2 separate regions of the Homo sapiens genome follow, and region 1 is linked to region 2. A link is a contact called in ENCODE Hi-C or POLR2A ChIA-PET data. All regions are on one chromosome and are shown on one strand. The core of a region is the stretch at or near the end of the contact, and the rest is flanking DNA. Distances in the headings are between cores, read along the strand shown.

Evidence for each region. A loop is a pair of places that touch in the nucleus more often than their neighbours do. ChIA-PET counts read pairs that join two places held with the same protein, here RNA polymerase II (POLR2A). Pooled maps may share reads with other maps.
Region 1: a map of Caco-2 shows a loop between it and region 2 (5-fold over the local background). The contact joins the enhancer-like site here to the promoter of EMX2 in region 2. A Hi-C loop is called at or near these places in 2 of 168 maps with a recorded cell type or tissue (Caco-2 and K562) and 3 of 50 pooled maps. POLR2A ChIA-PET finds 5 or more read pairs at or near these places in 1 of 52 experiments (WTC11).

The regions. Positions count from the first base shown.
Region 1 is chr10:117,607,828-117,611,527 of GRCh38, forward strand. No RefSeq gene overlaps it. Among named protein-coding and RNA genes, the nearest start is that of EMX2, 67 kb to the left of the region's middle. Within about 2 kb of position 1,549, at least 8 of the 41 ENCODE cell types and tissues checked have a DNase peak (open chromatin) inside an H3K27ac peak, as active enhancers do.
Region 2 is chr10:117,540,820-117,544,302 of GRCh38, forward strand. It overlaps EMX2 (empty spiracles homeobox 2), which reads left to right and starts at 1,927. Exons shown (of 3, transcript NM_004098.4): 1 at 1,927-2,854. The coding sequence starts at 2,449. It also overlaps EMX2OS. RefSeq lists an enhancer at 3,142-3,483.

The DNA.
Region 1 (3,700 bases), core at 299-2,798, 67 kb after region 2:
AACAACAGAGAAGAGAACAGGGAGGAGGAGAGCCCTGAAGCAATTTGGATGTCTGAGTTGAGTCTTCTCTCCCGAATCAACAGCATCTTGGTTGATGAAGGGAAAAAGTCAGTGACCTGGAAAGCTGGGTTCAAGAGCCAGTTCTGACCCAGTAAGTCAGGGCCCTTGGCACCTCTGGGTTTAGTTTCCCCATCCCTAAAACAAAGGGTGAGCACTTTACATCCTTCTCCAGTGCAGTTGTTTGGAAGCAATGCTAGAATTAAGAATGAAATCCAGTAGTAACCCTTGGGGCTAGGTGTGGTGGCTCACGCCTGTAATCCAGCACTTTGGGAGGCTGAGGCGGGTGGATCACCTGAGGTCAGGAGTTTGAGACCAGCCTAGTTAACATGGTGAAACCCCGTCTGTATTAAAAATACAGAAATTAGCCAGGTGTGGTGGCGCGCACCTGTAATCCCGGCTACTCGGGAGGCTGAGGCAGGAGAATCACCTGAACCCAGTTGCAGTGAGCCGGGATCATGCCACTGCACTCCACCCTGGGCGGGCAACAGAGTGAGACTTTGTCTCAAAAAATAAATTAATTAATTTTAAAAATTAATAAAATAAAACAGCAGTAACCCTTGTGTCCTTCTCATGATGGCATCTCACACAGAGCAGGGAAAGTAGTTCTTCTATTCGCTCATACACATATGAAATCCCATGCAATTTTTTCAAGAACAAAGAGAGTTTGGATTCAGGGGGGCCGGATACAGTTGAACTCCATTTGCTTCACTCTCACAGAGCAGTAATTTATCTGGCCCCTTCCTTTTTTTTCTTCCAGTGATCATGAAACATGAGATCTAGTATCAACTTTGCTGGGTGACCTCAGGCAAGTTACTTGTCTTCTCTGTTACATTCTTCCTCTGCAAAGTGGAGATGAGATTATCCACGTTATTGGACGGCTGGCTGGGATGTTCAGATATGATAATGGCTTTGGAAACCATAAAGACACAGTCCCAGCACTTTGGGAGGCCAAGGTGGGTGGATCACCTGAGGTCAGGAGTTCAAGACCAGCCTGGCCAACATGGTAAAACCCTGCCTCTACTAAAAAAACAAAAATTAGCTGGGCATGGTGGTGCACCCCTGTAATCCCAGCTACTACGGAGGCTGAGACAGAATTGCTTGAACCCAGGAGGCAGAGGTTGCAGTGAGCTAAGACCGCACCACTGCACTCCAGCCTGGGCAACAGAGCAAGACTCTGTCTCAAAACAAAACAAATAAAAACAAAAACAAAACAAAACAAAACAAAACAAAAAGCTGATGCAGGGGACAGAGATGAGCTGTTTCTGAACTCTCACTCAAAACTGGCCTAAGAATGGGCCAGAAATTCCTTTAGGCCTGTTCATACTATGCCTTACACTTAGCAGACACGGAGCAAATATTTGTTGAATGATTAGAATCCCAGGGGCTTGTTTGAATATGAAACTCGACACAGCACTTGGGCTGTGCTACTTAATGTCCCGGCCTCAGGTCTCTGCTGGGGTAACTGGCAGGGAGGGTTGGAGCCAAGACACCAGGGCTGTGTGATGTGTGTGTGGGGCTGGAGACCTCGACTGTAATGCCAAAGCCACTTACTGGCCTGGAATGGGGCCAAATGTGAGCCAAGGTAGGAAGACAGACTTCTAGCAGTAGGCATAGGGGGTGGTGGTGGGAAGGCTGTGTTTTTCTGCTTGTGTCTTAGGAAATGTAGCTGTTTTCTCTCTTTTGGGAATAAATTACTGTGGCTTTATTGCTCTTACAGGAGTTTCTGGAAACTCTGACTGGATGAATCCCAAATACTGAATTCTTTTCTGAGTATCCAACTCCCCCAGATCCCCATTTGGAAGGAAAATGGGGTCAGCTTCTTTGCCTCTTCTATTCACCCTCCAAACAGGGTAACCACAGCATGATCTCTGAAGTTTTTTTTTTTCCCAAGGAATTCTACAGAGATGGCTGAGCCGTTTCTCCCAGACCCACAGCCACTCCCTGAGGGTGAAGGGCATTGCTTTGAAAGTCTTGTCACCTCCCTGATGAAGATGCTCAACCCTATCAGGACAGAGCTCAGGCTGGCAGAGGTCAACTCACCCCCTGTACTATTTTCCTTGCTCCTGAGAAACACATATGGATATTCATCAAAAGCTTCTATCCCCATGCAGATGCGTACAGCTTAGGAAGCATCGGGGATGCCATAGAGTCAATTAAATTAATCTCCCCCCTTCCCTATCTTAGAAAAATGTTCTGTGCAGCCAAACATCTGTAGCCCTGGATATTGTAATCTCCTTGTGTTTTGTTTTGCTCCAGACAAAATGGTGGAAAAGCCGAAATTTATGCCTTTGGAATCTGAGGCATTAACTGTTGTAAATCAGCCTTGGGTGCCCAAAGGTAACAATTACCGCTCTCATTAATAGATTTCCCCAGCCTCACTCTTAAAACAACTCTAGAAATGTCTCCGGGGACAGGGTGGGGGAAGTGTGCCTGGGGATCACTAACAGTCAAGCACCCTGGGCAGAGAGGGAGGCTGCACCCTTCTCCCCAGGGCCTTCCCAGTGGACATGAGAGAAAGCACACTTGGAGGCCTCCAGACAAGGGTAGGGGCTGTTTGCATGAGTAGACCTGAGTGAGAAGCAGGACTCCCAGGGCTGGGTGAAGCCCTTCTAGGCAGGGGATTAGAAGCACTGGGTCTAGCAGAGGAAGGGACTTGCGGGAGGGGGAGGGAACATCTGCATGTCTATTACCAAGTGGTGACTTCCTTCTCGTGGGAACAACAAGGCTGGATGGGATCTTGGGGTCATGGGGTCTACTCTGTTAGTACTCATAGGGGACAACGGGGGCCCAGGGACTTGCCCCGGGTCAAGCAGCAAGTCAGTGGCTGAGCTGGGCTCTAAGAAGGAAAACAGCAGACTGGCCCGATAGTGTTAATAGTGTTTCTCAAATGGCTTTGGGTCCCTGCGTCTCTCTTTGCTTGGAACGTAAACTGGATTGGAATCCAGGTAATGCTTTCTTCTGTTCTGTAGGTGGCATAAGGGTAACGATTTCAAGGCCAAATGGAAATGGTAGGTTATGGGGCTGCACTTTGCCGGGAGGCAGGGGCTGTTCCCCATCTGGGCATTTATTTGTACCTGAGTGTGGGCTAAACGCTGGACTGTAGGACACAAAGACCAGACAGTCCTTTGAGATACTTGATGATACCCTGCCCCAGTTTATTTATGTTTATTTATTTATATTTATATATTTTTGAGACAGGGTCTTGCTCTGTCACCCAAGTATCTTTACTTTTGAGTGGGATTCTCATATTCTCTTCTGAAATACTGATTTGTGGAAAGAATCCATACGGGACTTGGATGCAGACTGGGCCTGCCTTAGAATCTCAGCTTCACTGGTAGCTGTGAACGTGCCTTGGGAGAGTCACAGAACTCTGCTGCTCCTGTCTGTGATGGGTGTCATTGATCCTACCTGAGATGTTGGTGGAAGGGTGAGTGCCTCACTGATCATGCTGTGCGGGTGCCTAGCAGAGTGCCTGGCACGTTGTGGGTGCTCAGAAAGTGTGTCTCGAGTGAGTGGAAAAGAAAAGGTGCCAATTGTTATAGCAACAAGAGGGGACTGTCCCGCCCTCCTGGGTCAGTTTCTTTCTCCCTCTGCAATGTACTCAGAGGTAAGTAACCAAAGGCTTCCTGATCTCTGGGGA
Region 2 (3,483 bases), core at 677-3,176:
TCCCTGGGAAGGTGTGGGGTGGGGGCAACAAAGATGATCTCTGCCAGTTCCTCACGAATCTGTCTGGTGCCCTGACAACCCCGGAAAACACTGCTCCCAACTCCTCTCTTGCCTGGTTTCCCAAAAGAGGTTTTTGGACACTTGCCCCAACACAACATTATATCTGGAATAAAGGAGTAATTGACACAAACATAAATATACACCAGATGAAACCAAGGGAGGAAGCAGGTAGCTCGTCCTGAGACCTGTCCCCTCAACTATGCATCTGGTGGCAGTGCAGCCTGGCTCACGGTGGACTTCACTCTTCTCCTCCCATTGCCATCGGCTTCCCAGGTTTCACGGCAACCTAGTCACCAAACACAGGCAATTCTGCGTTCTTAGGAGAAATGACAGGGGCCTGGGAGTAATAGTTTTAAACGACGCTAGAATTTTTTTTTATCATTAATTGTAAACGTGCAAAATACCTGCTGGTACTTCACTTTAGAAGAATGTAATTGGCAAAAGGAAAAAAAGGAAAAAAGAGGCGGCTGATGAATAGATAATAGATCTTTAACCACCAATAAACAGAGAGCAGCGCCAGCAGCCTGGGGATGTGATCATAATTATGCCGCCGCGCGAGCCAATGGGGACGAGGGAACTCGGTCCTAAAATCATCCCAAAACCGAAGGCGAGCTCGAAAATGCGGACACGGCCCGGGACCGGAGATGCGATCCGTAGTCGTTAGTTGCACTGGGTTTGCACAGCAACCACCACCCCCCCACCAACCCCGGGACAACAGATGGCATAATAATAATAATAGAAATAATAATAATAAAATAATATCATCTATAATAATAATAACATTGACCACACTGACAAAAATAATTACGACGGAACCTTAATAGTACAGTAGCACCATATCGGGCTCTCCCCTGACCTTGGACTGCCGGTCCCAGATATTCCAGAAGGAATTGTTTTGGGGAAGGAGGTGAGCACCCTCCCAGACAGAAAACGCTAGAGACCGTGGGGCGAGAGAGGGAGAGAGTTGGAAGCCCACTGCTCCGGCGGGGTCGGCAGCTCCCGGTCTCAACTCGCAAACGAACGAGCCGGGTCAAGAATCGCGAACGCACCGACCCTGGGACCTCGAGGCTAAGCGTGGTTGATGGGGTGGGAGGACCCCGTACCCCTCACTCCAGGATCCCTCCTGGCCTAGGAAACCGCTGGGAGTTTTGCTAAGTGTGGGGATTGGTATAACCGAACGGCGCCTTTAGCCCGGGAACCAGCCCCTGCCCGCTTACCCTCGCGGTGCTCTTGGGGCGATCCCAGTTCTCCCGACGCGGGGCCGCGTAAGGCAGCAGCGGCGGAGCGCTAGGCTAGAGGAATCTGTCTGTCCTTCTGTCCTACCAGCTTGGGCGAGGCAGGCTCGGGATTCAGGGGGCCGCAGCGGAGGCGGCGCCGGCCAGGGACTCTGCAGGGACCGGGGTGCCCCGGAGGGAGTGGTGCTGGTGGAGGAGGAGGCGGTGGCTGAGGGGGAGTAGGTGGGGAAAGAGGAGGAGGAAGAAGAGGAGGAGGAGGAAGAAGAGGAGGAGGAGGAGAAGAAGAAACTGGAGGAAGAGGAGGAGGCGAAGGAGGAGGAGAAGCCGCAGCGGGCGCCGCAGGAGCGAGTGAGCTGGGAGCGAGGGGCGAAGGCGCGGAGAAGCCCGGCCGCCCGGTGGGCGGCAGAAGGCTCAGCCGAGGCGGCGGCGCCGACTCCGTTCCACTCTCGGCCCGGATCCAGGCCTCCGGGTTCCCAGGCGCTCACCTCCCTCTGACGCACTTTAAAGAGTCTCCCCCCTTCCACCTCAGGGCGAGTAATAGCGACCAATCATCAAGCCATTTACCAGGCTTCGGAGGAAGCTGTTTATGTGATCCCCGCACTAATTAGGCTCATGAACTAACAAATCGTTTGCACAACTTGTGAAGAAGCGAACACTTCCATGGATTGTCCTTGGACTTAGGGCGCCCTGCCCGCCTTTTGCAGAGGAGAAAAAACTTTTTTTTTTTTTTGCCTCCCCCGAGAACTTTCCCCCCTTCTCCTCCCTGCCTCTAACTCCGATCCCCCCACGCCATCTCGCCAAAAAAAAAAAAAAAAAAAAAAAAGAAAAAAAAAGAAAAAAAAAGAAAAAAAATTACCCCAATCCACGCCTGCAAATTCTTCTGGAAGGATTTTCCCCCCTCTCTTCAGGTTGGGCGCGTTTGGTGCAAGATTCTCGGGATCCTCGGCTTTGCCTCTCCCTCTCCCTCCCCCCTCCTTTCCTTTTTCCTTTCCTTTCCTTTCTTTCTTCCTTTCCTTCCCCCCACCCCCACCCCCACCCCAAACAAACGAGTCCCCAATTCTCGTCCGTCCTCGCCGCGGGCAGCGGGCGGCGGAGGCAGCGTGCGGCGGTCGCCAGGAGCTGGGAGCCCAGGGCGCCCGCTCCTCGGCGCAGCATGTTCCAGCCGGCGCCCAAGCGCTGCTTCACCATCGAGTCGCTGGTGGCCAAGGACAGTCCCCTGCCCGCCTCGCGCTCCGAGGACCCCATCCGTCCCGCGGCACTCAGCTACGCTAACTCCAGCCCCATAAATCCGTTCCTCAACGGCTTCCACTCGGCCGCCGCCGCCGCCGCCGGTAGGGGCGTCTACTCCAACCCGGACTTGGTGTTCGCCGAGGCGGTCTCGCACCCGCCCAACCCCGCCGTGCCAGTGCACCCGGTGCCGCCGCCGCACGCCCTGGCCGCCCACCCCCTACCCTCCTCGCACTCGCCACACCCCCTATTCGCCTCGCAGCAGCGGGATCCGTCCACCTTCTACCCCTGGCTCATCCACCGCTACCGATATCTGGGTCATCGCTTCCAAGGTACGTGCCACGTCGCGGAACTGCAGCGCGCCGCTCCCGCCGCATCCTTCACTGCCCCCGGCCTGCTCCGGGTGGGCGCTTGGCAAGGCCTGGGCGGAGGTTCCTCCGGCTCGCGGGCCAGCGCGCCCTGTTGGGAAACTAGGCGGCGCGGGGCCGGGCGTGGTGTCGATCCCCAGTCTCCGAAGCTACGACTGGTTTGGAGTGATGGCCTGCGGGCCGCTTGACCCTTTGGGAAGGGGTGCGAACGGAGAAGTTGTCCCCCAGTGCGCTCGAATCAGAGCAGGCTGGGCTGTGCGTGCCCGGCGCCGCGGAGCCCAGAGCCCGCGGGATCCCCAGGCTCCTGGTACCCTCGGCAATGCCCCCAACCGTCCTGGCTCCGAGGGGCGCGGACAGGACTCGGCCGCCAGGCTTGCTTTCGACTGCGTTCGACCCTGTTCACCACCCACTTTGCGCCCCTTCAGTCCAGACCCGCGGCTTCTTAGTCTTCCACCCTCTTCTGGAGGCGAGAGGATCCTCGCGCCCCGGGAGAAAAGTATGGGATTTGTTTTTTCTTTCCTGCTTTTCGGAGGCCTGGGGAGGGGCGGGAACCCGTGCGGGAGGAAAGCTCCAGGGCTTGGCGCTCTCGCCGC